Regions from separate parts of the Mus musculus genome. Here region 2 is linked to region 1. Evidence: chromatin loops called from intact Hi-C (ENCODE). Cell type or tissue: left cerebral cortex. All regions are shown on one strand. Links, peaks and the distances in the headings refer to the core of each region. The heading gives the core; the rest is flanking DNA.

Region 1 (16,314 bases), core at 3,533-11,532:
TCCCAGCAACCACACAGTGGCTCACAACCATCCGTAATGAGATCTGATGCCCTCTTCTGGAGTGTCTGAGGACAGCTACAGTGTATTTACATATAATAAATAAATAAAATTAAAAAGAAGAAGAAAAAGTGAGATGAACTAGGGTGAGGAAAGTCTTAAGCCTCATTTACTCAAGCTAACTAACAGTTCTTAGTGCTCGTTTGCATTAACATAACCTAACAAACTCAAAACAAGTGGATGGCCATATACTAAAACAGGATAACTTCCTAATAAACCTATGATGATCAAATTTCCTCAAGTCAAAAGGACTTATTTGGGAGTCTGTTTGCTTGGGGCTAATCTCACTCTAGCCCAATCTGACCTAAAACTCTTTCTGCCTCAGTATCTCCCTAATGGGAGCACAGACATGAGCTACTACCACACCCTGCTTCAAAACATCTCATGGTCCAGCTTGTTCAAATGAAGATCCAGACAAGACTCATTACCATGCATGACTGGACTTCAACCTTTTCATCTTTAACACGAACCTTCTAAAAGTCTGCTTATTTACTGATAAAAAAAAATTGTTGTACAGAATTTCTAGTTAAACACTGGATAACCTCGTTTTTAGCCACACAAACTTTTAATTCCAGTACTTAGGATGGGGACCTCAAGGTCATCCTATTTTCTCAAGGCTTTGTGGGTGGGGAGTATTTCACAAGTGCTGTTATAAGCTTTCTATGACCATACAATAAGGTCAATCACTCCACCACATGTCCTCCTAAGCTACCACCCTCAGTTAATGAAACCAAGAGTCTCCAGCCTTTATTGAGGCTTAGAGTCAAGACAGGAGCTCCCAATCACATTGGTAGATTTGAAAACACATGCAACTCAATTTAAACCTCCACTTTAATTTTGCTTTGATGAGTGAAGAGGGCTTGAGGTTCTAACAGGGAGAACAGTTTTAACACTGGAACCTAAAAGACATTTAGATCTAATCTAATTCCCTGCAAATGAAAAAATAAGTCAGATAGACCCATGCCTGTCAGTGGGATTGAGTGGGGTTTAGACACAAGAATTATTTATTACATAAGTAATACTACTTTTTATTTCTGTGTGTATGGTCAAAGTACAACTTGAAGTTATCAACCACGTGGGTCCTGAAGATCTAACTCAGATCTTCAGGGTTAGAAAGTACCAGGTGCCTTCATCTTCTGAGCCATTTCACTGGCCCCACAAAAATAATTTTAAAATGTTTACTACAGGCAATATTTAAGGGCTCCCACTGTGTCTGACACATGTACTAAGAGCTTTGTAAACATTTACCACCTTCAATTCTCACAACACTCCAAACCCACTGCCATTATTTATTTGTCTTTCAAGGAGTAAATTAGTAGTAGCTCAGAGAGGTACACAGTTCCAAGATTACCCAGCAACTCAGAAACTTAGCTAGGGACAAAAGTGTAAACCCAGTTTCCAGACCCAGAAGTTTGAAGACCTAATGGCATTGAGAGGCCCTAGTGATGACCAATTACCATAGCAGCAGGGGCAGACCAGAACAGGGTCCCAGGACACCATCAGTTAGCTGGCTTTGTAACCCGGGCTACAATTATCAGCTGTTTCAAAGAAACTCACACAAACAGAAATGAAGCACTCTCAAAGATTCTATCCCAACTGAGGCACAAGCTTCCTCAATATACCCAGTGAGAGGCAGATACTGATGGCTCTGTGGTTAAGAGCACTGAGTGCTCTTCCAGAGAACCCAGGTTCATGAAATTCCCAGTACCCACACAACAGCTTACAACTGCCTCTAACTCCGGTTCCAGAGAGTCCAACTCCTTTACACAGACGTACATATATATACAAAGCACCAATGTACATAAAGATATTAAATTATTTTTCAATTGCTTTAAAAAAATCATCATTGCTAGAAGTGGATGGCGGGCATGCCTCTATTCTCAGCTTCAGACAGCAAAAGCATGAAGGTCTCACCATCATTATACCACATTCCAAACAAAGCAAAAGTAGTCATTTCATCTAGGCAATGGTGGTGTACCCTGTTTTCCCAGCACTCAGGAAGGTGGGGTGAGTCTCTTAGTTCAAGGCCAGCCTAATCTACAAAGTGAGTTCCAAGAGTCTGAGCTACACAGTGAACCCGTCCCTAACTTGAAAAAACAAAAACCGTGGGAGGCAGAGGCAGGCGGATTTCTGAGTTGGAGGCCAGCCTGGTCTACAAAGTGAGTTCCAGGACAGCTGAGGCTATAAAGAGAAACCCTGTCTCGAAAAAAACAAAACAAAAACAAAAACAAAAAACAAAAAAAGAAAGAAAAAACAAAAACAAACGAAAAAAAACACAGTTATTTCTTTGAGTGACTGACCTACAGTTAAAGCTGTTAGTTACAGCCAGGTGTAGTGGAGCACACCTTTAATCCCAGCACTCTGGGAGGCAGAGGTAGGCAGATCTCTGAGTTTGAGGCCAACCTGGTCTACAAACTGAGTTCCAGGGCAGTTACTCAGAGAGTAGGGGGAGAGATGTGTTGATACCAAGGTTTGGTAAAATGGCTCAGCAGGGTTTTTTTGTTTTTGTTTTGTTTTTTGTTTTTGTTTTTGTTTTGTAAAGCACTTGCCACCTACCCTGACAACCTGAATTCAGTTCACAGGGCCCATGTATGATGGAAGGAGAGAACAGATGCTTGTAAAATGTCCTGGCAGAGCTGGGCAGTGGTAGCACACACCTTTGATCCCAGCACTGGGGAGGCAGAGACAGGTGGATCTATGAATTCAAGGCCTGTGGTCTATAGAGTTCTAAGACAGGCAGAGCTGCTACCCAGAGAAACTCTACCACAAAAAAATTGAATGAATGAATGAATGAATGAATGAATGACTGTCCTCTCACTTCCACATGCCACACATAAAAATAGATACAAGATGATGGCAACTGTCCATCTGTCCATGCACCATGAATATGCTTTCCATCCATGGCCAATCAAAAGTAACTTTTTAAAAAAGATTTATTTATTTAATGTATGTGAGTGCACTGTAGCTCTCTTCACACACACCAGAAGAGGGCATCAGATCCCATTACAGATGGTTGTGAGCCACCATGTGGTTGCTGGGACCACTGGAAGAGCAATCGATGCTCTTAACCACTGAACCCTCTCTCCACTCCCAAAAGTAATTGTTTTATGTGAATTTTTATTGTAAGGGTGCATAAAAGGGTGGGGGGTTTTGTTTGCTTAGTTGTTTGGTTTTTTAAAGAAGTATCTCCAAGCCCTGATTTCTCAGTCATCCTTCTGCCATGACCACTCTTCTGCAGGATTCATAGGTGTGAACCACCATACCCAGTTCAAAGGTCAACTTTAAAGCAAACTATTTCTTGTGGGGTGCTAAACTGAACACAAAAAATAAAAGATGTTCATTCTCTGCCTTCTTTTACAAGTTAAAAAAAAAAAAAAAAGACCCACATAAAAGTTTCTGAAGGTCCCATAATCTCTTAGGCACTGAACCAACAGTTCTTAAGCTCTTTCACAGGATTCACCAGAGACCACCAGAAAACATATTTACATCATGATTCACAGCAGTAGCAAAGCTAGTTATGAAGTAGCAACAAAAATAATTTTGTGCCGGGTAGTGGTGGCACATGCCTTTAATCCCAGCACTTGGGAGGCAGAGGCAGGTGGATTTCAAGGCCAGCATGGTCTACAGAGTTAGTTCCAGGACAGCCGGGGCTATACAGAGAAACCCTGTCTCAAAAAACCAAAAATAATTTTATGGCTGGGGGGTGGGTCACCAGGACTGAGGAATTATATTTAAAGGGTCACTGCATTAGGAAGGCTGAGAAATGTTGTTATCACAGTGAAGGGTCACCACTATCCTGAGAGGCATGCACATCATAAACTATTCCCTGTTGTTCAAATGAGGAGGGTGGGACTCAGCTAACAAGAGACAGCGATACAGCACGTGCAGACTGACCCCAAAAATCTATGCATCTCTTCCCACTTGGGCACTCAAGATTGAGAGGGGGTGTGGCTGGAATAAGGGGAAAGAATGGAAAAAATACTGTTCAGGAGGGTGTCCAAAAGGACAAATCCCAAAACTTAAAACCATAAACCTAGCAGGGCAGTGGTGGTGCACGCCTTTAATCCCCGTACTTGGGAGGCAGAGGCAGGCGGACTTCTGAGTTCGAAGCCAGCGTGGTCTACAGGACAGCCAGGGTTACAGAGAAACCCTGTCTCAAAAAAACAGAAAAAAACAAAAACAAAAAAACCCATAAATCTAAAACGGGGGTGGGTTGGAGTTGGGGGGAAAATGAAGGGGAAACTGCAGTAGGTACATAATGTATGTATAAAGAAAAGAAAGAATGAAACTGGAACTAAGGAACAACAAACACACAGAGGTGGAGGTGGGGAGGGGTTAAAACCAGGTATAGGGAAGGCAGAGGTAGGAGAATCAGGAGTTTAGGACCAGCCTTGATTCCGTTCCAAGCTAAGTTCCAGGCTACACTAAGACTATGCCCTCACTTTCCCCTCTCCCCAATACAAACCTAGGACTTAGAGGTTAAACAAGATAGGAAATGCCACATGGAAGGAAGAGAGGGTAAAACATACTTTATTACTAGTTACTGCTAGTGTCCCTCAAATACTTAAACACCAGCATCTGAGCCAAAAGAAGGCTAAAAATAGGCATTTGCAGCAAGCTTTGGAAAGCTTAGCTTGCTTATGAGACACTCATTTCTGTACACTCCCAAAAACACATGCATCACAGAACATAAAAATCCCAAGACCACACAACCACTCCACTGGTGGCACATTCATTTAAAGATGTCCTGGCTGAAGATAAAATCAGAGCTGAAAAGGGACCTACCGATCCCTTTGGCTGAGGCAATAAGGCCACCACCACCTAGCCTTGCCAGACAGACAACCCAATCACAGAATTCACTTTAAAAAGCACCAAGGTCTTAACAAGCTTAAATTCAGAAGCTATTGGATTAGTTCTGGTAAGTCTGTCAAAAAACTACTCCAAAGATTCTATCAAAACCAACTGGTAAGATTACAAAAGAAACAAAACAAACAAACCAAAACAAAAAACAACCAAAAAACCCCACTGGAACAGAACAGATATAGTATACCTAAAATGTGTGCTTTGGTCACTTAAATTGAGTTTGGCTTTATCCTGAGGAAAAGTTGAGATGCCAGCCAAACTGTCTTCTTCCCACGATCAATAGCTCCAATGACGCAAGCTATCAAGGGCCCATGGCTTTACACAAAATGCCAGCTCAGGCACCCAATCCTGCCTGATTGTCACAGCTGATTTAAAACCCACAAGGCAGGTTCACCAGTAGCTAAGTGCGGCGAACTGAGCGAACAGCCTCATTTAAACTTCTGAGGAGCGCGGCTCGAGAGGATGATTATACCTCTGAATTTAAAGAGGGGCAGGACCAAAGAGCGTCTTAAAGTTGATTCCTCCACTCTGTGGGTGGAAAACGAGGATATGAAAGAAAATGGAGGTTTCAGTACTGCCCCTTGCATAAGAGGATTCGGGAAGGGAAGGAGAAGAAGAGGGAAACTCTGGTACTACAACACCCCCAACCCCATGTGCCCTCTTCCTTATGAAGCAACCCTAAGAGAAATCGAAAGGGCAACCAACGTGCTGGTTTCCCCCAGGGCTAGGCCTACACTTTCCAGCACTCTGGAACCTGAAAGCGGCTAGCTCCGACTTCCTCGGTGCCCAGCTTAGGTTAGGCAACCACACCTAAGCTCCATAGCAAGTTTTTGGTTTTGGTTTTTTTTTTTTTTTTCATTTTTTAAAGTTAAAAGTACCAGGACTCCGACGATCAAACTCAAGGGCCATGCTCACTATCAAACACCCAGGAGTACCCAAGCGGAGGCTGTGCCCGAGTGGTGCGCCACTAGATGCCCACGCCGATCGCGCCCGGCTAGGATTCCCGAGCCACCTCCCACCCGGACTCAGCGGGGGAGGGGAGCCCCGCGCGCAGCTCCGGCCGGCGAGCGCTGCGAACAGTCCTGGCACGGCGCATGGCGCCCAACTGTCACCCGCCCGCCCCGCACCGGCGCGGCCACTCCCTCGCCGCCACACACGCCCCTCGCGTCGCCGCGGGCCGCAACCGGCTCCCGGGCACGCAGGGGCCCGCGCTCCCCACGCTTCACCCGGCTCCCCGAAGCGCAAAGTTGCAAAGTTCAAAGCCAGGCCCAGCTCGGAGCCATGACACATGTTCTCTGAACACGCACTCTCGAGGCGCCGAGACGCATAGGGAGCACAGGGCACACGAGCGGCCCCGCCCGGCCCAGTCCGCCAAGCTAGGCCCGAGGCATGCCGTTGCCACCAACCGCTGCGGCCCCGGTAGCCCCGCTCCGAGGGAAACGCCCGCGTCACTGCGCGGGCCAGTGCCGCGCCGCGCAGACCCACCTGGAGGCGGCTGTCCGTTCACCGCGGCCGGCGGCGGCGCGTGCTTCGTCCACGGGTTCACCTTGGGCGGCGGTGCCTCCACGAAGTCACGCCGGCCGCCGTCCTCGCCGTCGCTCCCCGCTGGGGCTTCCGCAGCTGCGGGTGGCCGCGGGCTCTCGCGCTCCGCGCCGTCGCGGCCAGGCCTGGCGCAGGCGGGCCGCGGCCTGCGGACGCCGCCGTCGGGCTCTCCGCCGCCGTCACCCGGGCCCGACTCGGCCTGGGCGTCGGGCGCCGGCTTCTTCCTCGCCAGGCCGTGCTCCTCGGCCTGCAGCAGCGGGGCGCCCGCCGGCAGCAGCGGCTCCACTTGAGTGGCCATCTGCGCGGAGGGGCCGGGCGCGCCGCGGGCCCCGCTCGAGGCCGCTGGCGGGGCGCCGGAGCCCGGGCCGCGCGGACGCGGAGCGGCGCGGACGGGCTGACGCTGAGTGGCGCGCCGGGCAGAAGGCTCCGGCGCGCCTAGCCGGCCTGGCGGACCTCGGTCCGCCGCCTGCGTCCCCCCGCCCCCGGCCCGGGGCGGCTCGGGGGGCTGCAGTGGTGCGGACGGCCAGGGGGGGAGCGGCGCGGAGAGCCGAGCCAGACCACGCGATCCGCGGCGGGCGGCGGGCGGGCGCGCGCCTCGCGACGCGGCGCGCGAGGGGCGGGGACGGCGCGGCGACGGGCGCGCGCGCGCAGGGCGGAAGGTCCCGCCCCGGCCCCGCCCCCTGGAGACCATTCCTGTGGCGCGGCAAGTGGACGGGGGCGAGCACGTGCCTGATGCAACTTCGGAGGGCGGGGGTGGGGGAGGAGCCTTAAAGGGCCAGCGCCCCAGAACGGTCGCAGGTGGAGCACATGGGACCTGGCCACGCGGCCGGCCCGGCCTGCTAACGCTGGTGACAAGTGTTTCTCGGGGCTCCGCGTTGGGGTCTTTTACTATGTCAGCCCAGACTTGGCTAGTGATGCAGAGGGGTTCTTTGGCCGCCCCCTGTGCGTGGCTTCTGGCCCCACTCCGATGACCTTGGCCCAGCTGCAGCCTGGCCAGAGCACTGGTAATGGGTCCAAGGGAGTTCTTTCCCCACAGGGGCAGCGAGCGCCTCGGAAAGAGAACAGAATTCCCAGTAGTACCCACGCTATGCAGGCCCTCGAAACCCAGTGTTTTATAGGCAGGAAATGGCTTTTCTTTCAAGTCGCTTGTGTTTTTTCTATAGAATTGTTTAGGGTAGAGTTGAACTGACACTTAATTGAGGGACTCAGAAAGCTCTGAGATTTGTATCTTAACCCTGACCCCATTGCAGTTAGTTAGGGGTTATCAGCAGTAGTCAGGTCCACTTCCTGGGTCTCGATTTCTCTATTGTAAAATGAAGGAACCATTTATGCCAGGTGGTTTCAAATTTCTCTGTCATTTGGTTCAATAAATGTTTACTGACTTTATGCTCTGGGGGCCTGCAAAGTTCTTAGAAAGGTCTGCCAATAAACCAGGCTAACAAGCACCTGTCCTCCCGGAATTTACACTGTAAGGTGGGGGAAGGCACAGTAAACAGGAGAAACAAATACTTCATTACAGCGCAGTAGTCACTGTGCTGTAATGAAGTAGACAAGATTGGCTTTTTGTTTGTTTTGGGTTGTTTTTTCCGTTTGGTTTGTTTGGGTATTTTTTTGTTTTTCAAGCAGAGTTTTTGGTTGGTTGGTTGGTTGATTGGTTGGTTGGTTGGTTGGTTTGGTTTGGTTTGGTTTCTGTCTAGTTCTGGGCTCTGATTATCCTAGAACTCTCTCTTTCTGTAGACCAGGCAACCAGGCTTACTTCGGACACACAGAGACCCACCTGTCTCTGCCTCCCTAGTGCTGGGATTAGAGGGTTACAACATCATGAATTTAACTGAGATTGGCTTCTTTAATTGCTGAGAGAAGGTTTCCTTGAACTCAGATCCCAAAATACTGGAAATAAGAGACGTGTCAGGAACTGACTGGATCTAGAAATCTGAGAACCGAACAGCCTGGAAGGTTGGCGAACTCTCCAAAAGAAGGATTAGAAAACAGGTGGTCTCCTGGGTGGGGGGCATGGCTTCCTGAAAAGACTCTTAGAGACCAGACACTGGTATTGTGGACACCGGGAATACTGGGGAAAGTGTTCATAGCAATCTGGTGTTCAATTCCATCTCCAGTCTTTGCCTGCAAGCCTGGGACAGCTCTCTAGCCTTCCCTGATAGCCCCTCTCTTAGAGGAAAATTAATGCCTAAGTAGTCAATGAGAGCCAAAGTGCCCCCATTATAAGGCACAACACACTAAAGCCAGCGCTTGCTCGGAGAAGCACGGAGGAATATACGGTTTGAAGGAGATAGAGAATTTAAGCAGTATTTTTGTTATTGTTGTTGTTTTCTGAAACAGGGTTTCTCTGGGGAGCCTTTGCTGTCCTGAAACTCCTCACTCTGGCCTGGAACTCACAGAGATCTGCCTGCTTCTGCCTCAAGAGTGCTGGGGTTAAAGGCAGATCCCCTCCCCCAGCTTAAAACTGTGGCATGTCTACCCTTTAATCAAAGAGCACAGCAATGCACGTTGCCACCAGGGTTCACTTTTAGTTATTGGTAAATACTTTGTTTTTTTCTTTTATATCTCTCTCTCTCTCTTTCCTTGAGACAGGGTTTCTTTGTGTAGCCTTGCCTGTTCTAGAACTCACTCTGTAGACTCAGACTCACAGAGATCCGACTGCCTCTGCCTCCCAAGTACTGGGATTAAAGTCATGTGCCACTTACTAATTGGATATAGAGAGGAGATATACCCTCACACAACTTTCGGGCATAGCAGGGCTTTGTGTAATGTCGAACTAGCTGGCTCATCTACCCAGCTCACAGTGCCGGTGCCAACAAAAGTGGTCAGGCCCTGCTGTGTGGGAACTGGGGCTCAGAGATGGCTACTCTGAGTCCTGTCCCGGGGCCAGAGAGAGGCATTGGATATCAGGAGGGGGAACTCAGAACTTAGAACCTTTTAGGACTGTCCTCAACTAGAAATACTCAACCCTGGGAAGGTAAACTGAATAATGATTTCATCTCCTTCTTTTGAAGATGAGGACACTGAAGTTCAGAGAAATAAAAGTTCCTCATCCAAGGTCACAAAGCCAATCCATGGCAGAACCAAATCCAATAGCTTTTCCTAGATTCAAATAATGGAGGTCTGGAAAGCCGGTGGTGGTGGCCACCCTTCATCCCAGCATTCTGGAGGCAGAGACAAGGGACTCTCTAAGATCAGGCCAACCTGATCTATAGAGCGAGTTCCAGGACAGTCAGGGCTACAAGGAGAAACCCTGTCTTGAAATAAGCATCATCATCATCATTATAATCTTCATCATTATCATCGGGCTAGAGAGAGGGTTCACTGGTTAAGACCGCTGGCTGCTCTTTCAAAGGACCTAAGTTTGGTTCCCAGCACCCACAAGATGGCTCACAACCTTCTATAACCACAGTCCCAATGAATCTGGCATCCTCCTTGGGCACCAGGCACACATATGGTGCACAACCATACTAGAAGGCAAAGTACTCAGACACAAAATAAAATAGAACCTTAAAAAAAAATGATAACAGGGCTGGAGAGATGGCTCAGAGGTTCAGAGTACTGTCTGTTCTTTCAGAGGTCCTGAGTTCAATTCCCAGCAACCACATAGTGGCTCAAAACGATCTGTAATGAGACCTGGTGCTCTCTTTGGCATGCAGGTATACATGCAGGCAGAATGCTGTGTATATATATATATATATATATATATATATATAAATCTTTTTTAAAAATGATAACGAAGCCGGGTGTGGTGGCGCACGCCTTTAATCCCAGCACTCGGGAGGCAGAGGCAGGCGGATTTCTGAGTTCGAGGCCAGCAGCCTGGTCTACAAAGTGAGTTCCAGGAAAGCCAGGGCTACACAGAGAAACCCTGTCTCGAAAAAAAAAAAAAAAAAAATGACGAAGGGCAAGACAGGTGTGGTAGCACATGCCTGTAATGCTGAGGCAGGAGAATTGGAGAGACTCTGAGGCTAGCCTGGGCTACAGAGTAAGTACCAGGTCAGCTGGAACTAAATAGCAAGACATTGTCTCAGAATAAAAATTAGAATACAGAAGGCTAGTACTGTAACCAGGCTTCCTCTGTAGCACTCCCAACAAGGAAGGCTGGGGAAAGGAGCTGGGTTGTAAGACAGGAGCTGGAGCTGGAATCTTAATTCAGACCTCCCCTCCCCCAGTGCCAAAGACTGAATGTAGGTCTCTTCTTGCATGCTAAGCACCTTCTGTACCAGGATACCAGTGAGTAATTCAGGCTAATGGTTCCAGTGATATTTATTTTATTTGCAGTGTTAAGGATCAAACTCAAGGCCTTGCACTTTCCAGGCTCAGTGCTTGACTACTGAGCCCATATCCCCAGCCCAGACTTCTGCTTTCTGACATACTACAACATTCTGAACACAGGCATTTTTTTTTTCTAAATACTAGACAGGATCAAAAATTAATATGTTTGTTTTTTTTTTTTTTCCTAGAGCCAGGCATGTTAGTACTCGCCAATAGCTTTAGCATTCAGGTTGTGAAGCCAGGGAGATCAGAAATTCAAGGTAAACCTTGTCTACATATTTCTATCCATAATCTAGATTGCCCATGACAAGAAGAAGAAAAAAACTCGAAAAACCTAAAAAAAAAAAAAAAAAAAAAACAAGAAGAAGAAAAAAAAAAAAAAAGGTAAAAGCACCCAGTGGGTGTACACACTGTACCTTCTGTAGTTAAATATGTATCTTCACTCCTGGTGCTGAGAACTTCCTGCACTGACACAGAGTTGAGAATGAAGACTAGGGAACTAGGAGACTGTCTGATAACCCAAGCTCCTACTCTAGAACGGTGGAAGCCTTTAGGCAGCCCCTTAGCCCAGGATCATTACTCTATCTTATTTTAGGCCTAGGTATGAGAGCAGGAAGAGCTACCATGCCTTAGCTCACAGCACTCTTGCTCCTGTGAGAGCATTGCTTGTATTTATTTATTTATTTTGTTTTTATTTTTTGTTTTTGAGACTGGGTTTCTCTGTGTAGCTCTGGCTGTCCTGAAACTCACTCTGTAGACCAGGTTGACCTCAAACTCAGAAATCCATGGGCTTCTGCCTCCCAAGTACTGGGATTAAAGGTGTGTGCTATTTGATAGATTTTTTTTTAAGATGGCTGATGTATGTAGTTGTCTTTCCTATGTGTATGTGTGTGCTGTGTACATTCTAGTACCCATGGGGACCAGAAGAGTATGTCAGATCCCCTGGAGTTAGAGTTACAAATGACCCTGAACCACTGTATGTATACATGCCAGGAACTGAACCTACGTCCTCTGAAAGAGCTGCAAGTGCTGACCCATCTCTTCAACCCCAACCATAAATTTATAATCCTCCTGCCTCTGTCTCCCACGTCCTAGGATTACAGGCATGTAGCACTTCCACACCTGGCCTTGAACACACGGTTTTATCCCACTGAGAGTTTAATTTTCCAAAGGACCTTGGGTTCCTGGAAGAAATTGTGCGGGGCCATTCACTTCCTCTGGTAGCTCTTGGGTACAGTCCTGCCTATGCCAACATGGGGGGCAGGGTAAGACGGGGAGAGACCTTGGCCAGAACAAACAAGGCCAGCTGGGGAGCATTTTCCAGCCCCAAAGACTCACAGGCTCTCTGGCACATGCTGTGCAATGACTTTAGCTTCTGGGAAGAGAGGCTCAGCTGAGATCGCCTCTGCGACCTGTCATGTGAAGGGAGGTGGGGGAAGACACTGTTGTCATCACACCTAACCCTGGGGCAACCATTTTCTATCAAGTAGGATGATGATGCACCCCAGTTACACATGAAAGAGGCCTAGAGTTAGGATGAGATGGTTTGCCGTCGAGAAGGGCTAACAGACTTGCCCCTGATTCTGCACCTAGCACCAGCCTCCCTTCACCCCATCAATTCTACTTAAGCAAACTCTTTTCCATCCTGCCTTCCACAGTGACCTCAGGACAGGTCTCATGTATCTCATGCTGGCCTCGAACTCACAACAAAGCTGAAAAGTGACCTTGAATTTCTCTCCCCCCTTCTACCCATTGAGGACCAGGATTATAGTGAGACAGCGCCATAGTCAGACCACATATCATACAGTGACTCTGCGCGGTTCAGTTCACAGACTGAACTCTGAGCTTCTTACAAGCAAGATGAGTACGCTGCCAAGTAAGCTACATTGCTACATTGGCAGCCCATGCTTACCTCCTGGTGGGACTCCGACTGGCCAACCTACTGTGTGAGGTTCACCACATAGCCTCGGGCTGCTCTGATGGGCTTTGACAGGTCCCACCTCTGCTCAGAAGCTTACTGCTCTTCTCAGCACAGTCTGGTCCTTGCTTTCCTATCCTGTTGTCTTCCTCGACCCTCCCTCTACCCTCCAGCAACAGCAAACCACTCTGGAACCAACAAGGAGAAGCAAAAAAAAATAGGACAAAGAGAGTCCATCATACCTGACTTAGAGAGCAATGGTGTACTCATATACATAAGCTAAATAGAAAGGCTCTCATTAAACAAACAAACAAAAAAAAAAAAACGAAGGGAGGGAGAGAGAGAATATATGTTGGCAAGAATGTGGGGGGGAAAGACCTGTTATATACTGCCACAGGAGTATAAACTATTGTAACTGTCAGTTGGTGGTTCCTGCAAAAACATAAAATGGAACTATTATTATGGGAACGTATCAGGAAATATGTCCATAGACAGAAGGGATGAATGTATATCCTTTGTGCGTTACAACACTGTTTATAGTAGCCAAGATTTAGATCAGCCTCGGCAACCATCAACAGGTGAGAGCATGAGCGAAATGTGTGGGACACGACCTACAATGATCCAGCCTCAGAAGGAAGAATCACCACACCAGGCGAGTGGTGGCACATGGCATGAATCCCAGCACTCAGGAGGCAGAGGTGAATCTCTTGAATTAGGAAGACCAGCCTGGTCTACAGAGTGAGTTCCAGGGCAGCCTGGGCTACACAGAAAAGGGGGGGGGCTTCATTTGCATAACAATAATGAGGACAGGGCAGGGCAGGTGGAATGGGCTGGGGGGTGGGTGAAGAAGCTTGTCACCAAGCTTGCCCATCTGAGTTCCATTCCCAGATCCTACATGGTAGAAGGAAAGAACAGACTCCATAAAAGTAGTTCCCGGCCCTCCACACCAGTGCACCACGACATGTTCATCTACACACACACACACACACACACACACACACACACACACACACACACACACACACATGCACACGCACGCACTAAAGAACGAATGAAATAAAAACAAAACTTAGAAAACAATGGATAGAGCCGGGCAGTGGTGGCGCACGCCTGTAATCCCAGCACTTGGGAGGCAGAGACAGGTGGATTTCTGAGTTCAAGGCCAGCCTGGTCTTCAAAGTGAGTTCCAGGACAGCAAGAACTCAGTTTCTATATAGAGAAACCCTGTCTCAAAAAAAAAAAAAAAGAAAGAAAGAAAGGAAGGAAGAAAGAAAGAAAGAAAGGAAAAAAGAAAGAAAGAAAGAAAGAAAGAAAGAAAGAAAAAGAAAGAAAGAAAGAAAGAAAGAAAGAAAGAAAGAAAGAAAGAAAGAAAGAAAGAAAGAAAGAAAGAAAGAGTCAATCTTGAAAAAGAAAATGAGGGCTGGAGAGACGGCTCAGCAGTTAAGAGCACTGACTGCTCTTCTGAAGGTCCTGAGTTCAAATCCCAGCAACCACATGGTGGCTCACAACCATCGGTAATGAGATCTGATGCCCTTTTCTGGTGTGTCTAAAGACAACTACAGTGTACTTAGATATAATAATAAATAAATCTAAAAAAAAATGAATTCTATTATTCTCGTGTGTGTGTGTGTGTGTGTGTGTGTGTGTGTGTGTGTGTGTGTGTGTGTGTGTGTGTGTGTGTTGCCATGTGCACCACACTGTATGTGTGGAAGATCAGAAGGCAGCCTGCAGGATGTTCTTCCATCGTGTGGATCCTGGGGATCAAAGTCAAGTCGTGAGGCTCTTCAGCAAGCATCTTTAACCTGCTGAGACTTTTGCCAACCCAGGGTTTTGTTTGTTTGTTTGTTTGTTTTTTAATTTAAATATGGATCGATGGGTGTAGCTCACAGTAGTGACCCTTTGGTCTTGCTTTCTGATGTTTCTCCAGCCCACTGCCCTCATTCATTCAGTTCCTGGCTGACAGCAGGCCTTTAGTCATGAGGTGCAAGTAAGACTTTGGAGACTAAGGTGGTGGGGGAGGGAAGGATTCCAGGAGAGAGAATCAGGGACCAGGCAGGCTGGGCCACCTTCCTGAGAGCAGCTGGACTTAGAGTTTGACACTGTGGAGGATTTGTTCTAACGTTAAGGGAGTCCAGGGGAAGGGGAAGGGGCCTCCAGACCATGGAAAACTTGGGTATCCCCGAGCTTCCCTGACAAGGCTTCTCGGCCTTTGTGTTGATAGAGGTGAGGAAAGATGTGAACTGCCCTTTTCTCTTGAGTGAGCTGTGCCATACAGGAGGTCCAGTCAACATACACGTTCAGTGTCAGTTTGTGAACAGACTGAGTGATTGTCCTCTTCCTCTTCAAGAGTGTCGGTACGGCACGAGCCGGGCGTGGTGGCGCACGCCTTTAATCCCAGCACTCGGTAGGCAGAGGCAGGCAGATTTCTGAGTTAGAGGCCAGCCTGGTCTACAGAGTTCAGGACAGCCAGGGCTAGACAGAGAAACACTGTCTCGAAAAACCATAAAACAAACAAACAAAAAATGTTAAATGAGTGTGTTGCTGGAGGAAGTCCCAGGACCTTTAATACCAGTGGCAACTCCTTAAGCAGTGACTGCAGCATTCCCTAAAACCCTGAGCCATAGAACAGGTTTCCTATGTTCCCCAAACCTGCATGGGAACCACTGCTTAGGTTCACACCCAGCCTTCCCCTCGCAGAGAGCTCTGAGTTTCTCCTTTGTTCCTGTTGCTGCTTCCAGTGAAATCTAGGGGGGAAAAACGTCCCTTTTTTTTCATCTGAACTTCAGCTTACATATTTAGAAATGTCTTCCCTTCCTAACTTTTAAAAGATGTATTTACTATATGTGGATACATGTTATGACTGTAAGGGTGCCTGATGTCTGAGAAGTCAGAGAAGGTATGGGATCTCCCAGAACTGAAGTAACAGACGATTGTAAGTCGCCATGTGGAGGCTGGAAACTGAACCCAGATCCTCTGGAAGAACAGTCAGTGTCCCCGTGACCGCTGAGCCAGCCAGCTCTCCCTTTCTCGTTTTATGGGTTGGGGTTTTTTTTTTTTGTTTTGTTTTGAGGTGTTTTGTTTTGTTTTGAGACAGGATTTCTCTGTGTAGCCCTGGCTGTCCTGGAACTCACTCTGTAGACCAGGCTGGCTTTGAACTCAGAAATCCACCTGCCTCTGCCTTCCAAGTGCTGGGATTAAAGGCCTGCGCCACCACTGTCCCCCTTTTCTTCTCTCTTCTTTTCTCTTCTCTTCTCTTTTCTTTTTTTTTTTTATAGATTTATTTATTATTATATCTAAATACACTGTAGCTGTCTTCAGACGCACCAGAAAAGGGCATCAGATCCCACTACAGATGGTTGTGAGCCACCATGTGGTTGCCGGAATTTGAACTCAGAATCTTCGGAAGAGCAGTCGGTGCTCTTAACCACTGAGCCATTTTTTCTTTTCTTCTTTTCTTTTCTTTTCTTTTCTTTTCTTTTCTTTTCTTTTCTTTTCTTTTCTTTCCTTTCCTTTCCTTTCCTTTCCTTTCCTTTCCTTTCCTTTCCTTTCCTTTTCTTTTCTTTTCTTTTCTTTTCTTTTCTTTTCTGAGACAGGGTTTCTCTGTGTAGCCCTGGCTGTGGAACTGGCTGCCCTCAATATCACCGAAATCCCACCTG
Region 2 (16,314 bases), core at 5,683-13,682, 290 kb before region 1:
CCATTTCTACTCATCTACAGTCCCTGACTCTCCACATAGCTGCAACAGCCATCTCTGAAAGTCAGCTATCTCTCCACCTTAGAAGACCTCACAGTGGTCTCATCTCAAAGTAGAAACCACATCACCCTTACTGTGGTCTTGGAGGCCTCCTCCCCATTTGTGGATCATGTAGATGTTCCGCACATGCGCTGCCTCCATTCCTCACTCCACTTGGGTCTTGCTTGCAAGGCTTCTTTTACCACATAAGCAACGTGTCCTTCCTGCACTCCACCCTCCCTGCTTTCCCATCTCTTCATGGCCCTACATGACTAGAGTAGGCATTTCACTAGGGTCAGGCTACCAAGGACCTAGTTACAAACTCAAGCAGACAAGGGCTTATAAGGCACACAAGGACCAAGGGATTTGAGTCCTCCCCAGGACAGCTGAAGGGGGCGGGGGGGTCCCACACTCACCGCTGTGGAGTTTCACATGCTCCTTCAGGTGCTTTTTAAAGTTGAAGGACTTCCCACAAGCTGGCTCAGGGCAGCAGAACGACTTCTGGTGGATATGCTGGTACTTCTTGTGGTGCTAGAAAGTGGGTGACAAGAGAGACAAAAGAGGCAAAAGCATGGATGCCTTCCCAGGGAGACTGACTGGAACTGGGTGAGCAGGCGGGTTTCTCATCCACCCTTGTTTTCCCCGTCCGGGCCACCGTTCTGGCCTCATCCTCACCTATGCCCTAAGAAGCACAGCTGTCCTACCACCCTGACCATTAACTGCCTCACCTGTCCCCTCTGGATGCCCACCCACTCACTTCCTTGCACACCATCGTTGCAATGTCCACAGAGTTCCCTGTACAAAATGCCACTCCAATTAACACTTGTCATTTATCCAACCTTGTCTGTCAGGACAGAATATGGTTGATGTGAGCATGATGACCCACATTCATATGTGCTACAGTCTCTTGCTACCGCTATGAATGCATAGAATGTGGGATTTTCTCCTAAATCTGCTTTGGAAATACACAGGCCTCATTTTCCTGTTGAGGAAAAAGGGTTCTTAGGGGGTTTCTTGTTTGTTTGTTTGTTTGTTTGTTTTCTATTTTCTTCAGTTTGGGGCCCTGACCCAGGACCCAGCATATAATAGACAAGTGTTCCACCACTGAGCTGCACTACCTGGCAGCTGGAGCTCCTACCTGGACTTCCCAATGAATAAGTCCTTCTTATGGGACCTGGTCACACCATGGATTGTGGGTGGCACAGGATGGCTCCTGCATCCTGCTCAAATCTGAGCTGCTATGCTCTTCTTAGGTCTACCCTGACCACCTACACTGTACCATCCCCCTGGCCCTCCCTATACTTGAGGTCAGAAGGCCTTACTAACTGTGAAGCACGGGCCTTTCCCTCTACAGTGGCTGTATGTGCTGCTTTGCACATGCTAGACAACTGCACTATGACTGAGCTCTATCTACCTCAGCCTAGGGTATCTTTCCCTCAGCTTCCACACCAACCCCAGTAGCCACACAGGCCTCAATCTGTGTCCCTCACATTCAGATACTGCCGGTTGGAGAAGATCCTTCCACAGCCAGGGAAGTCGCAGGGCATCAGCTCTCTTTTGGCAGCTTTCCTAGGGGAGGAAAACGGGAGCAGGAGTCCTGCCTGCTCTGCCTCACACCTGACCCTCCCCAGAGTCCCCTCTCCCCAGTCCTACCTAATTCTCCTGAGCCCAATCTGGGCAGTATCCTCATCCCAAGTCGGATTCGGAGCAGACTGGGCCTGACTCCCAGGGCTATGGGTAGCAAAGAAGGAGCCGAGGGCCTCAAGGGTGACACATCCCAGGACACCCCTGCCCTGTTTCAGCCATCAGGTTACCTCTCCAGAGACTCAGTCATGTGCAGCTCTGCAGGCACCTGAGGGGTCCTGCTGAGTTCCAGCCGCACCTCAGTATCTGATGTCAGAGCATCTGGAGAACCCACGGAGGCGAGAACAGCACAGGGAGTGGGCAGAGTTGCAGGTACTGGCGAGACCTCTCCCTCCTTAGGTGTGTGCGTAACAGGGGACGGAGGTGGCCTAGGGACGTCTGGTTCACTGCTGGAAAGGGAAGCAGGAGGAGGGCATTATCCCCCTGGGCATCAGCCATCTCTAACCCCTATGTAGAAAACTCCCAACTCCCATAGCCCACTCTTGCTCTCAGCCTCCCCCAGAGCCTTACTTCATCCCTTCCCACAACTCCAATTCAAAGGCTAACGTTACTTTCCCCAGCATCTGCCCTGCCCACCGTGCAACAAGACCATCCCTCCAGCTGGCACAATCTCTGAATGGCCAGCTGCCTCCCCCCTCTCTCAAGCCGTTCCCCATCCTCCCTCAATCCCAACTGGCTCATCTGGGGAGGAGCTGTAGGTCCATGGGCTGGCGTCACTGAGCAGCTCTTCCTCTTCCTCTTCTTCTTCCTCCTCCTCCTCCACATCCTGATCCTCTCCCAGAGGTGGGTCGATCTCCAATGGAGAATCTACTCTCCTGCAAGCTCAAGAAAGACAAGCCTGAGAAACTGCCACCTCATCCCCACTCCCTATGCAGGTCTGTCCTGCCCCTCGCTTCCCTCACCTGGACAGCCTGGTTTCTTGAGTCCTTTCTCGCTGCTCACATTCCAAACCTGTTGGCACAAGCAGGTCATAAGAGAAGGAGGCCTAGACTCAAAGACTGAGGACAGTTTCTTCCCAAAGGCATCCTGGTTTGCTTGGTAGTGCTTTTTACAAATGAATTCTCTTTCAAACCTTATCTCCAGTTTCTGTCCATCCATCACTCCACACTTTTGCTTCCCATACCTAGCAATGCATGTGAGGATATATTTCCTTGCTATCATAAAGAGATCATTACTCCAGCTCTTGGAAGGTGGAGGGAGAGCCAGGCTACGTGGCTACACGAGACCCTAATGATAGTTAACACATTCAGAGAAGACTGAAAAGTGTTTTCCTTCCTCACTCACCTTGGGCTTCCTGCTTCCTCCTGGCCTCTGAACACCAGGCTCTCTCTGTGGTGTGTGTGAGAGGGGCCTGCTTAGGTACATCTGAAGGTGCAGGAATCAAAGAGGGTTCCCAGGAGAACGTGTGGCCCGCAGAGCACTCCCATACAAGCTCTCCTTCACCACCTCCAGGCCCCCGGAGCCCGGGCACTAGGCCGCATTCCCGGCTGTGTGTGTGAGACAGGAGCACCAGGTACTGCAGACCCTTCCGAGGCCCAGGCTCTGGAGCTGGAGGTAAGATGAAGCAGTCATGCAAGGACCAAGAAAACCACTCAGGCCATCCTAACCCTCTAAACCCACTGGCAACCTCAGGACATATACGACATCGGTTTATTTGTTTTTTTCTAATCTTTTTTAAAGATTTATTTATTTTATGTATGTAAGTACACTGTAGCTATCTTCAGACACACCAGAAGAGAGCATCAGATCCCATTACAGATGGTTGTGAGCCACCATGTGGTTGCTGGAAACTGAACTCAGGACCTCTGGAAGAACAGTCAACGTTCTTAACTGCTGAGCCATCTCTCCATGCCCAGACATTGGGTTTTTTCTTTTTTTAAGCATTCTTTTAAAAATATTTTATTTGTCATTAGCTTTGTATATCTGTGGGTGTGTGCACATGAGTGCAGGTGCTCCTGGAGGCCAGGGATGTTGGATCTCCCTGCAGCTAGAGTTCCACACAGTGAGCCTCCTGCCATGAGCACTAGGAAGGAAAGGAATTTGGGTTCCTCTGCAAGAGCAGCACACCACCCAGCCATTGCTTCAGCCCCTGAAGAGTTTGAAGGGATCTTGTTTTTGTTTTCAACCTAGATGCACAGTTGTTTGTTGTTTTGGTTTGGTTTAGAGCCGGGACAAACACACCCAAAGGTCCCAAGGCAAAGCTCCTTTCCCACAGGCATGGCAGCAGGCTTATTTTGGGCTTGTCCTCTTCCCGAACCCAGTAGGAGCTTCTGATCCATTTCTCTTGAGACATTCAGTCTCTAGGAGGCGCCACTACCTGTTAACGTCTTTTACCTACCTGCACAGAGGACACAGCCTGAAGAAGTGTACCTGCCAGAGAGGAGCTTGGTGTCAGCTCAGAGCCAACCACCCTCAAGTCTCCGCACTCACACACTTACAGGGCCAACCCTACAGACCTCCCATTCGCTGGGGCTAGGAGGGGAGGAGCAGGCCCACCCTGCCCAAACGAGAAACCCAAGGCTGTAGGAACCGGCTTGGGGCTGTGTCTCGGTGCCCTCCTTGGTCCCTCCCGGCCCCTAACCGGTCCAACAGGAACTTGGCGAGCTGCGAGTGCAGGGAGAAGCCCAGCCGCTCCTTGAGGAGGCACCACTGTTCCATGTGGCCGCCCAGGCGGATGCGGCACTTGCTGCGGCGCGCGTCCAGCTGCCTGCGCTTCTCCCGCCGGCGGCGGGATGCGTCTGCCACCGGAGAGGCCATAGACGTGCGGGCCTACGGGAGGAACGTGCTGTCGTCGTCGGGGCTTTCGGGACAGACACAGCCCCTCGCTCCGTCTGCAATGAATGGGGAGACCATAGTGCCTCCGCAGCGCTCGCGCCTCTCGGATCCAGCCACCCCTTCTTAGAGCCAGGGAGGACACTTGGAACACGGGGGTCGCAGGCAGGGGGAAAAGACTGGAAACTTGCTCTCCTTGTCTGGAGGCGGCCAGGTCTGCGTGCAGCCGCGCCTTGGCCTTCTCCCTGCCTCCCATGCAGGGGAAGCCCACCCAGCAATGCTAGGACACCGGGCCAACCCTCGTGGGGTCTTACCTGCACGCCCCAACCCGCCTTTGCCCAAACTGCGCCTGCGCTCCCCGGACCCGCGTGCTCACTCCGAAAGCCACAGAAGGACCGGGGCCCACCGCGCGCGCCGCCGCTGTTTCTCTTTTAAGAAGAAACCGTCCCCCCTCGGCGTCAGGAGGCTACGGCCTGGACTTGCAGCGGGAAGACAGCTGTCTGCGCCTGCGCCCCGGGAGCCCCGTGCAAAGCCTGCCGGGAATTGTAGTTAGCCTTAGTCCTGAACGACTGTCTGGGATTCTGTCGTCATTGCTCCTTCTATTAGCATCTCTGCCTATCAGTTGCCACCAAGCAAACGCGAGCTGCAGCATCCGCCAGCTGAAGCCAACTAGAGTCCTTTCTGAACCGCGAGACCACCCTCCAGCTGCAACCTATAACCTGCCACCATCCACACGAGAAGTTGCCTACACTTTGTACAGACTCTGATTTCACATCGTCTACAAATGGCTCTGATGGAGTTATTTCTATCAAGAGACTGCAACGGCACTTGTCAACGGCACAAGTTTTTTATTTTCTGTTTTGCTTGAAACAAGGTCTCATGTAATTCAGGCTGGTGTCCAAACTCACCATGTAGCCAAGATAGCCTTGACTCCTGCCTCCACTTTTGAAGTACTGAGATTAAAGGCCTGCACCTCTCTATGTTGCTAAATGAAGTGACCAATTCTGTTGCCTCTCTGCCCCAGAATGGAGAAGAGTTTAGCTCTCTCCTCTTGCCACACATTCATCTCACTTTCTTCTCAACTTCACTGTCAGACTAGACTTTGTCTGCTCCTGGTTTTCTCCCGCTTGGCTGGATCCTCTTCTCTCTTAGATCCTTCTGTTACCAAAAGATGGAATGGACTAGGCTCAGGTCCCTGGCAAGCCTCTCTTTTAGGTATGCTCTTGGGGGGGGGGGGGTGATGTAATTAGATCACCCATTGATTGATGTTTCTGGCTACCCTTTTGGGATTCCAGACTCCTTTGACTGCCCAGTTGACTCTCCATGGTTAAATGGCTTAATATACTTCATGTTTATAAAGAATTTACAAGTGCCTGGCACAAGGGAGTCCACAATGAACAGCCTTAGGGCTCAAACCTCACTCCAAGTCACTTGCACTACTGACTGTTTTCTGTAGCAAATCACTACAAACTTGACAACTCAAAACAGCAGAAATTTACTCGCTTACAGTTTTGGAGGTCTGCACCAAAGTGCTGAACAGGGCTACAGGTCAAGCAAGAGCTCTAAGAGAGTTTTCTCCTTGCCTTTTTTATCTTCCAGTGGTGACCAGCGTTCTGGGACTTCTGGCCATATCACATAAGCTTCTGACTCCACACAGCCTTGCTCTAGTGCAACCCTTCCTCTTCTTTCAAACACAGTCCACTTGGGTAATCCAGAGGACCTCCCATTTCAACACCTCAAACAGTTATAACTGCAAAGTGTTGGCTACAAAAAAAAAGCAACTTTCACATATTCTAGTAGTTAGAACACGGATGTTTGGTGAAACTATGTTTCAGCATGCAGTATGATCATCATAGACTGTTGAGGCATCTCATCAGAGAAAGATGCTTGCTGAGCAAGTCTGGGGCCTCAGTTTAATCCCTAGAACCCAGCATTAGGGTGGAAGGGGGAGAATGGCCTCTAAAGTTGTCCTCTGGTCTCCACAGACACGAGGCATGGCACTGATGCTCACACACGATATGTACGCACAAAATAATTTTTATTTTTAAAGATGATCACCACATGTGGTGGCACACACTTTAATCCCAGCACCTAAGAAGCAAAGGTAGAGCCGGGCAATGGTGGCGCACGCCTTTAATCCCAGCACTCGGGAGGCAGAGGCAGGTGGATCTCCTAGTTCGAGGCCAGCCTGGTCTACAGAGTGAGTTCCAGGACAGCCAGGGCTACACAGAGAAACCCTGTCTCAAAAAAACCAAAAACCAAAAAAAAAAAAAAAAAAAAGCAGCAGCAGCAAAGGTAAATGGGTCTATCTCTATGAGCTCCACGCCAGCCTGATCTGCATATCAAGTTTGCCAGGGCTACGAGAAAGAGAGAAATGAGAATTAAAGTAAAATTAAACTTTAAAAAAACTTATCTTCATGAAAAAAAAATGGGTTTACAGTTAAGAGTGTGTCTTAGTCAGGGTTTCTATTCCTGCACAAACATGACCAAGAAGCAGTTGGGGAGGAAAGGGTTTATTCAGCTTACACTTCCACATTACTGTTCATCATCAAGTTCGTCAGGACTGGAACTCAAGCAGGTCAGAAAGCAGGAGCTGATGCAGAACCATGGAGGGATGTTCTTTACTGGTTTGCTTCCCCTGGCTTGCTCAGCTTGCTTTCTTGTAGAACCCAAGACTACCAGCCCAGAGATGGTCCCACCCACAAGAGGCCTTTCCCCTTTGATCACTAATTGAGAAAATGCCTTACAGTTGGATCTCATGGAGGCATTTCCTCAACTGAAGCTCCTTTTACTGTGATAACTCCAGGTGTGTCAAGTTGACACAAAACTAGCCAGTACAGAGTGCTTACTGCTCTTGTGGACAACCAGAGTTGGTTGCCAGACCTCATACCAGACAGATCACAGCCACCTTTAACTCCAGCTCTAGGGGATCCAACACCTTTTTCTGGACTCTGTACTGCACTACTGCACTTGTACCCACAAACTCCCACACAGACACACCATATATATATATATATATATATAATATAATGTATAAAAATATATTTTTATATAAAATATATATAATATATTTAATATATAAAATATATAAATGCATATATATTATATAAAATATATAAAAATATTTTTTTAATTAAGAATTTTGTTCACTGCACCCAGGCATGTTCACCAGATACAGTGGTACACACCTTTAATCCCAGCACTCAGGTAGAAGCAGGAAGATCTCTGTGAGTTCAAGGCCAGCCTCATCTACAAAGTGAATTCCAGAACATCCAGGGCTATGTAAAGAAATCTGTCTCCAAAAAAAAAAAAAAAGAAAAGGAAAAAGAAAGAAAGAAAGAAAAGAAACGACAGACAGACAGACAAGAAAAGGGAAGAAATGAAAAGAAAAATAAAAAATAATTTATTCTCTGTCAGGGGAAAAAAAAAACTTCAAATAAGAAGCCATATGTCAAGCATCACAGTTTATTACACTGGGGACCTGAACACACCCGCATTGATAAGCAATCTCTTTACACCATGTATTTATTCATTCGTTCGTTTGTTCATTCATTCATTCATTCATTTTGGCTACATGGGCTACTTTTAAAAATCTCTTCAAACTCTCCTCTGAGTGGTTTTAACATCCTACAAATCCATCATTAACCAACTCTTAGTTAACCTCCTCTGGACCCTTTGACTAGGCCTGAACCTTGGCCCCCACCTGTCTCGGCTTAGCCATCCCCCCTGGATTAGTCCGTGGAGAACTCCATCAGTTAACCCCCGCACTGAGAGATGGGCTTTTGTCGAATAACAAGTTCATCATCCCTCGCCTTGGAGGTCTAAGTCTTTGATTTGGTTTTTGAAGAATTCTGTGGGATGTTTAATGCCCTTGACATCGGCTCTTAAGAACTTTCCACCCACCCTGGCCACCGTTTCCTTGGTTACAACCCCCAGCTGTTTTTCTGTCTTTGCTAGATCTAAACAATCTGTATTTCTCTGCTTCCGCAATAGTCTAAATAGAATAAATAATAAATAATAATATATAATAAATAAATAATATATAATAAATAATAAATAGTCTAAATAGAATAGCTTTCCTCACCATTTGAACAAGGGCAGGATATTTTCCTTAGATTCATTCATTTATTTGAAATTATATATTTATATGTATATGTATATATCCAGAGATAGGCCCATGATATATATCATGATTGGATGGGTCATGTGTTATTGTTTTGCTTTTTTATTTTGTTTTTGAGACGAGTTCTCGTGTTTCCAGAACTCACTGTACAGCTAAGGATAACATTGATCCAATCCCAGCGCCTGCACCTCGTGCCTGTATACATCAGCAACTCTGACTCCTCTACCTTTCATAACTTTGTGCTTTGTTTTGTTTTGTTCGGTTTTTTGTTTGTTTGGTGGGTTTTTTTTTCTTCGCCAGTTGCACATCTGTATTTATTATCTCCTTCATCAGTTCACCAAGGCAAAGGGAAGGTTGAAGTTAAGTGGAGGAAGAAGGGAGGCAAGGATGAAGAAAAAAGTTGCGGGGGAGAGAAAAAAACGGGAAGGACGGGTGATCTCAGAGGAAGGCCATCCGCAAGCGGGTCCATGACTGTTCTGCAGGGCGGTGCGTGGCCTTCCGTTGGGAGCTAAAGCACTCAGGGTCGTACAGCCGCTGCTGGAGCGATACTCACCGAACTCAGGTCTCTCGGAGCGGTAAACGCAGAGCCCCTAGCCTGGCCTCCGAATGCTGGGTGCGTTTGCATGGGAGCAAGAGTTACGGTGCGTACTCGGCTGCAACTCCATAGGCTCAGTGCTGCAATCGTCTCACCCAGAAGTGCGTTTTGGGGTTCACAGACAGCGACTGCACAGAGCTCACTGTCCGGTGCTGGCCTAGGATCTTCTCCAAGCGAAGCAAGAAGCCAGCAATTCCTACGCTCGAGACCAGGGACAGTGCCAGCTGCATCACAGGATCCAGGACAAGTAGAGCTGAGCAGTTTCAGCAAGTGTCAGGATGGCCGAGTGGTCTAAGGCGCCAGACTCAAGGTGACAAGCCTTACCTACGGGTGTTCTGGTCTCCGAATGGAGGCGTGGGTTCGAATCCCACTTCTGACACAACTCCTTTTTTTCCTCTCTTTAAGAGTGTCTTTTATTTTCCTCCGTTCAGGAACTCACCTTTCTCCTACAAGATTCCTCACAGCTTCGGGCATTGTTACGTCCCCAGCATCTGGCTGCCTGGTTGTCTGGTTGCCTAGTCTCTGGTTCACAAACGGAACTGCAGTTGTTCGTCACCATTGTCGTCACCTAGTCTAGTGCCTCCAGAGGGCTGTTACTATCTCTTCCCTGGTGGTCTAGTGGTTAGGATTCGGCGCTCTCACCGCCGCGGCCCGGGTTCGATTCCCGGTCAGGGAAGTACTTGTTTTGCTTTGTATTGTTTCCCGACTTTCCAAGTTTCATTATTTATGAAAGATCGGATTAAATCTTTAAGAAATACAGCTGAGATCGAATTCGGTAACTCTCTGTTTTAACAGAGAACCGTACTGCACTTATGAACACCAGCAGGCAGGCTTTGACGCTGAAATACTGTGTTATCCGAAGCACACAAAGCAGCACTCACTGCCCCCTGGCGCCCCTTCAGAACCAGCGGCTCCCAAAGCTACCCACGGGTGGGGCTCACAGTAGCTCCTGAGGAAGGGCCTTGCTCCCTCTGCTGGCACTTGCCTTTCTAATTAGAAAACAGAAATAATTCAAACCGCGCTGTGAACACTGATGTGCCCTTTACCTAGAGTCAATCCTGGTCAATATTTTGTCACATTCTTTGCCTTTCAGAAAATAGTTTATTGATGACAGGTAGACAAACAGATGAAAGACAAATAAATAATAGGTAGGCAGATGAAAGATTATTGATAGACAAACATTAACAAATGATAAATAACAGGTGATTGACAGATAACAAACAGATTGATAGATGGTTACTAACTGATAAACAGGAGATTAGAAGCCAAATAATAGGTAGATGATAGATGGATAGATAGATGATAGATGGATATTCACAGGTGTCCACCTCCCTGCCCTACCATTTGAAAGTTGCCTGCTGTTACTTCACACAGACACCCAAGGACACGGACACCAGCATCTCCTCCTACGTTTGCCATTTTAGTGCAAAACTTCAATCAAACCTCCTCCTGGCTGTGCCTACCGTGCCCTCCCTCCACAGCGGCTCCTGCTGTTCATTCTAGGAATTTCCAGCGCCTGTGGAAAATAATGGAGAACAAATGGAAGTACTTAGACGGGATATATGCTCTAAATTACAGGCCCCTTTTCTCTCCTCGGTGCTGGAGCGCAAATCCAAAAGCCTCTTGCGTAGAAGGCATGCGCTTCTCAGCGAGCTGCTATGTCTGCAGGCCTCCTATGTTACGTCCTTAACATCTCTGACATCTTCACAGGATTGAGTCTGTATGAGTCATTTCTGACGCTTTCAGCGGAAGCATTCATTTCTCACTAGGCACCTTTTCTAGCTTTCTGGGTCTGTGTGGTGTCTACTCTGTGTGCCCCAGACTGTATGAACCAAGAAAGAAGTATGTCTTTTCTACCAGGGTTAAATAAGACAAGGGAAATACATTAGATTTTTTAAAATAAATTTTAATTATGTGTATATGCAGGCGCATGTGTAGGTATGTAGGTGTGAGTACATGAGCCCCTGGAGTAATTGTGAGCCGCCTGACACGGGTACTGTGCTAGCAAACAGAGCTGCAACCTCTCAGCCATCTTTCCAGCCCCCAAAACATCATTTTAAAAAAAAAAAAAAACGGAAAAAATATCATTTGCCCAAAAATCTCCCGATTTGTCCTGAAATGAACAGCGTTCTGTGCTCACGGTGGCAGACTGCTCACTAGCAGCACTGCTTTAAATTATCCAGTTGTGTGAGCTTGCAAGGCTGAGCTCTGCCCCCTGGGTGTTAGCAGCAAAATGCCAGCGGAGACCCCTGAGTGCCTGCTCATTCACTTTGACATAGCTGTGCACCCTTTTGCAACAGTAAAACTTTTGCCCTGGGGTTATGTGATCACTTTCTTGAGACCTCCAAACCTATTTTTTGTTTGTTTTTTTAATTTGGGGGTGGGGGCGTTCGAGACACCCTGTGTAGCCCTGGCTGTCCTGGAACTCACTTTGTAGACCAGGCTGGCCTCGAATTCAGAAATCCGCCTGCCTTTGCCTCCCGAGTGCTGGGATTAAAGGCGTGCACCACCACGCCCAGCTCCAAACCTATTTCTTATATGTAAGTACACTGTAGCTGTCTTCAGATCTGATTACGGGTGGTTATGAGCCATGTGGTTGCTGGGATTTGAACTCAGGACTTCTGGAAGAGCAGTCAGTACTCTTTTTTTTTGTTTTGTTTTGTTTTTTGTTTGTTTGTTTTTTTTTGTTTTTTGAGACAGGGTTTCTCTGTATAGCCCTGGCTGTCTTGGAGCTCACTTTGTAGACCAGGCTGGCCTCGAACTCAGAAATTTGTCTGCCTCTGCCTCCCGAGTTTGGAACTCAGAAATTCGTCTGCCTCTGCGTCCCAGCATTTGGAAGGCAGAAGCAGACAGATCTCTGTGAGTCTGAGGTCAGCCTGGTCTACCCTCTTGAGTCCCAGGCCAGTCAGAGCCACATAGCCCACTAAGCTAGACCTTGCCTATTCTTATCTTGTGCCCTGGGCCTGCAGTGCAGCCCTGCCTGGTGTGACACACAGCACAGGGCAGCTATGTTTTGATCTCTAGGTAGAGCAAAATAGATGAGATCCCAGAAAGAGAAGGAAAAAAGAAAGATTATAGGTATGTTTAAAGAAATGAAAGAAGTCGTAAATAAGCACCTGGGTGAATTCCAAGAGAGCACAACCAGCTAAGTGAAAAACAGATCGAATCAATACAATATATAAAAGAGGAACTCAGCAGAGAGATGGAGATGCTTAGGAAAAAACAAACTGAAATACTGGGTATGAAGAACACATGCAATCAAATAAGGTGCTGTGAGGAAGCCTCACTGATAGAAAGACTGATAGGCCAGACATATGGAAGGTGAGGTCGAAGAACGGGGACGTATAAGCAAGGCTCGCTAGATGGATGGACACAAAAGACCAATCCAAGAGTCAGGGCCAGAGAAGGAGCAGAACTTCATACTAAAGGCATTGTCAAAAACATTTTAATAAAAATCATAGTGGAAATTTTCCCAAATTAGGGAGTGTGGCAATTCAGATACAAGAGCCCTTTTGGGGATCAACCTGCCTAGCCTAGAAAAGAGCAAGACTGAAAATAAAAATATGCTGAGTAAGATGGCTCATGCATCCCAGCACTCAGGAGGCAGAGGCAGGCGGATTTCTGAGTTCGAAGCCAGCCTGGTCTACAAAGTGAGTTCCAGGACAGCCAAGGCTATACAGAGAAACCCTGCCTCGAAAAAAAAAAATGGCTCATGCCTTTGATCCCTGAGCTCAGGACTGCATCTCTGTTCGAGGTCGGCCTGGTCTACACAGTGAGTTTTGGGCCATCCAAGGCTACATAGCAAGACAATAAAATAAAATAATTCCCTAACAAGATAAAAGCCAGCTCCTAGTTCTTTCATTTCCGCACGTCATTAGTTCTTCAAAGAAGCTCCTGCACAAGACAGAAAGGAAAGCACCACTCAGAGGTCGCCTGTGTCTCTGCCCTCCCCGCCATTCCCTGCAAACATTCTCTACAACTTAGAATAGCATTCGTCTGTGAATGTGACTGTAAGGCACCTTGGCATTGCACTGATTTAGTTAAACTGTAGTAGTAAGTTCCCCTTACCCAAGACAGAATACCTCCTTGGCCATGGATTTTTAACAGAGTTTACTCTGCCTGGTGGAGCAGGCTTAAAACCAATCAAGAATGTTTGTTTTCCCCGTGATAGTCGTAGGCACATCTTACCTGGAAGGTTGGCAGTTTAGTTGGTAGGGTTCCCAGCTGGGTACCACCATTGGTGATTTTTCTCTTCTGGCAGCCTGCATGACAGCTTCTTGCCTTATGAAAACTGACCAGCAGATGTGATTTCTCTGTCACTTGACTTCAGGACATGTGATATCTTCAGGGTCTTATCAACCAGCTCTGGCGGACACCAAAGAGGAATAGCAAGAGGCTGTACTGTAGGAGGCTCTGAGACCTCCCTGAACAACAACTCATGTGGGTATGTCTAATGGAGATTATCTTGAGCAACTTAATTAATGTGGGAAGACCCAGCCTGAAAAGAGTAACACCACTCCTAATAGTGTAAGAATTGAAAAAGCCGCTAAGCTCAAAGCATGTATTCATTTATCCATGCTTTGCTCCTTTTTGTTTCAAGATTTTATTTATTTTATTTAGTTAGTTTTAAATTTTTAGATTTATTTATTTTATTTGTTGGAGTATTTGGCTTGCATGTATGTATGTAGGTAGGTATGTATGTAGGTAGGTATGTATGTAGGTAGGTATGTAGGTAGGTAGGTAGGTAGGTAGGTATTTCCACCCTGTGCATGCCTTGTGCCCTCAGAGGTCAGAAGAAGGCATTGGATGCCCTGGAGCTGAAATTGCAGAGGGTTAGGAGCCACCAAGTAGGTGCTGAGAACAGAACATGGTTCCTTTGTAAGAGTCAGAGTGTGTGTGTGTGTGTGTGTGTGTGTGTGTGTGTGTGTGTGTGTGTGTGTGTGTGCAAGTACACAAAGAAGCTAGAAGAGTGCTAGCACTTGGAGCTGGAGTTACAGCTGTTTGTGGTTCCTGACAAGCAAACTCTGGTTCTCATGACTAAGTGGTAAGTGTTCTTAACCACTGAGCCATCTCTCTTGGTCATGTCTCTGTTTTTGACTGACTAGCTCCTGAAGTTCCTGCCTAGACTCCCCTGCTGAGATGGACTGTAACTTGGGCTTCTACACTCTTTCTTTCCTAAGCTGCTTTCAACCTAACTTCTGAGGTGGGAGGACACAGCTCGCTGCTCTCTGCGGGGAGAGAGAGTAAGTGGATGGATAAATCGGCCATGCGAGAAACAATCTGTGGCCCAAGTATCTGCACAAAGGCCTCCGGGTGAATGCTGCGGGGGTGAGGTCTTGACTGTTTTGTCTGGGGCTGCTTCTCAGGGTTGTGCTTTGGTGAACAGCCCTAGGGGATAAAATAATGCCTACCCTGCCTACATGAACAGCTAACATGCTTGTTTATGATTCTCTGCCTGTCTCTGCCTCTCTCTCTCTCTCTCTCTCTCTCTCTCTCTCTCTCTCTCTGTCTCTGCCTTAATCTCTGAAGAAAACTATACTGTGGAATTCACTCATTCACTCTCCTGGCCTCAAACTCAAGAGTTCTACCTGCTTCTGCTTCCTGAGTGCTGGGAATAAAGACATAGGCCACCAACACCCAGCCTTATCTCAGCTGATTCTTGACAGTGCCTAGCTGCCTATGGTTTTGAGCTATGGTGTAGCCACCTAGTCTCTTGCTGTGACCCTCAGGATGACTCACAACCTTGAGAGTTTCCTTCAGGACAAAATTCAGGCCAAGTCACTGCCAAATGATGGGCTTCCCTGGGGCCCATCCATCTCTGTGCCCTCATCTTCCTATCTCTCTAATTAAAAGACTTCATCAGCATCAACTCTGCCATCTCTACGCTCCTCCTCTTGGGTCTGCCAGGACACTTAGGTCTGGGGACAGGGAAGGATTAAGGCACAGAAGTCAGAATACAACCCCATGTCTGAGACATTGTCTTCATCAAACACAGAACCCACCTACCGTGACAGGTCTCCAACGTGAATCACTGGATATTGTATGAGCACAAGGAAGGATCTGGGGTGACAGCTACACGATCCTGGCAAAAAAGAAAGTATTCTGAAGAGAGACCCTTGGGTCCTCCCTTTGGACATTAGATAATTGAGACAATGGGCCCAGGGAATTGGTATTCCTCCACAAGTCTCCTACTGGGAGAAGGGAAAGCTAAAGCCTGATGCCAGGCAGAGAGGGAGCTTGTCTCCCAAGAAGGGAATTCGCTTGGTTCCCTCAATTCTCAGGCCACCTTATAAAAGAGACTGGAATGGAGACATGGATGGATCAATGTGGGCAAGACCACACGGTGACCAAGATTCTTTAGCTATCAAAACCTGGTGCTTTCTATTTAAGCTTATGTCAGAATCCTGGAGATGACTGTTCTCCAAAGTGTGAACACACTGAATAAGTCTCTTCTCTCTACTTTAAACTATTATTATGCACTCCCCAGACAAGACCCCACTACGTAGCCTTGACAGGCCTGGAACTCTCTGTGTAGACCAGGCTGCCTCCAAACTCACCGAGTCCTCTGTCTCTGCTGCCTGAGCCTGAGTTAAAGGCATGCACTACCACACCTGGCTTACTCTCTTTTTAAAGATATTATTAATGTATTTGAATATATCCCTGCATGTATGTATGTATAAGCAATATATGCATGAAGTGCCTATGGAAGTCAAAAGAGTGGATTGGATCCTCTGAACCTGGAGGATGTGTGTGTGTGTCCCATGTGGTGTGTGTGTGTGTGTGTGTGTGTGTGTGTGTGTGTGTGTGTGTGTGTGTGTGTGTGTGTGTGTGTGTGTGTGATGCATGTTCCAGGGTCACGTGCAGAGGTCAGAGGACAACTTGTGAGTCAGTTTTCCCCAACCACTTGGGACCTGGTAATTGAACTCAAGTCATCATGCTTTGTGGTGAGCGCCTTTACCCCTTGAAGCATCTTGCTGACCATATTATTTGTCTCCTTAATTGGTATGTTAAGGATGGTGGACAAGCCTAACTTACTGGGGCTTCCAGGACCCAAGATTTGACCCTGAAAATCCCAGAAATAGTACTATTAGAATTTGTCCACTGAGACTGTTGGAGCAGCACAGAAAAGCATGGAGTAAGTTGT

The links. Hi-C counts contacts between places; a loop is a spot of excess contacts. Peaks named below come from ENCODE experiments on the same cell type or tissue, not always from the same donor. Only the 100,000 strongest peaks of a DNase experiment are listed, where the experiment ranks them.
Region 2: it touches region 1 in a loop (7-fold over the local background); 4 of 42 quality-filtered maps call a loop at or near these places.

Annotation. Positions count from the first base shown.
Region 1 is chr11:57,999,639-58,015,952 of GRCm38, reverse strand. It overlaps Larp1 (La ribonucleoprotein domain family, member 1), which reads right to left and starts at 6,889. Exons shown (of 19, transcript NM_028451.1): 1 at 6,406-6,889. The coding sequence starts at 6,760. In left cerebral cortex, for the core only: no CTCF peak of the experiment used is centred there; DNase peaks (open chromatin) are centred at 5,504, 5,983, 7,187, 10,624 and 2 more places; H3K4me3 peaks cover 2,894 bases; H3K27ac peaks cover 1,945 bases.
Region 2 is chr11:58,295,709-58,312,022 of GRCm38, reverse strand. Gm39827 (a long non-coding RNA gene) reads left to right here and starts at 9,410. Exons shown (of 4, transcript XR_001780091.2): 1 at 9,410-9,480; 2 at 9,602-9,846. n-TEctc10 (a tRNA gene) reads left to right here and starts at 9,775; the gene lies at 9,775-9,846. n-TLcaa3 (a tRNA gene) reads left to right here and starts at 9,443; the gene lies at 9,443-9,549. It overlaps Zfp692 (zinc finger protein 692), which reads right to left and starts at 4,954. Exons shown (of 12, transcript NM_182996.3): 1 at 4,767-4,954; 2 at 4,262-4,511; 3 at 4,019-4,050; 4 at 2,965-3,228; 5 at 2,583-2,631; 6 at 2,358-2,495; 7 at 1,851-2,069; 8 at 1,690-1,767; 9 at 1,527-1,605; 10 at 453-567. The coding sequence starts at 4,437. In left cerebral cortex, for the core only: CTCF peaks have their summits at 10,067 (motif pointing left) and 10,671; DNase peaks (open chromatin) are centred at 9,427, 9,763, 10,052 and 10,736; H3K4me3 peaks cover 2,770 bases; H3K27ac peaks cover 1,739 bases.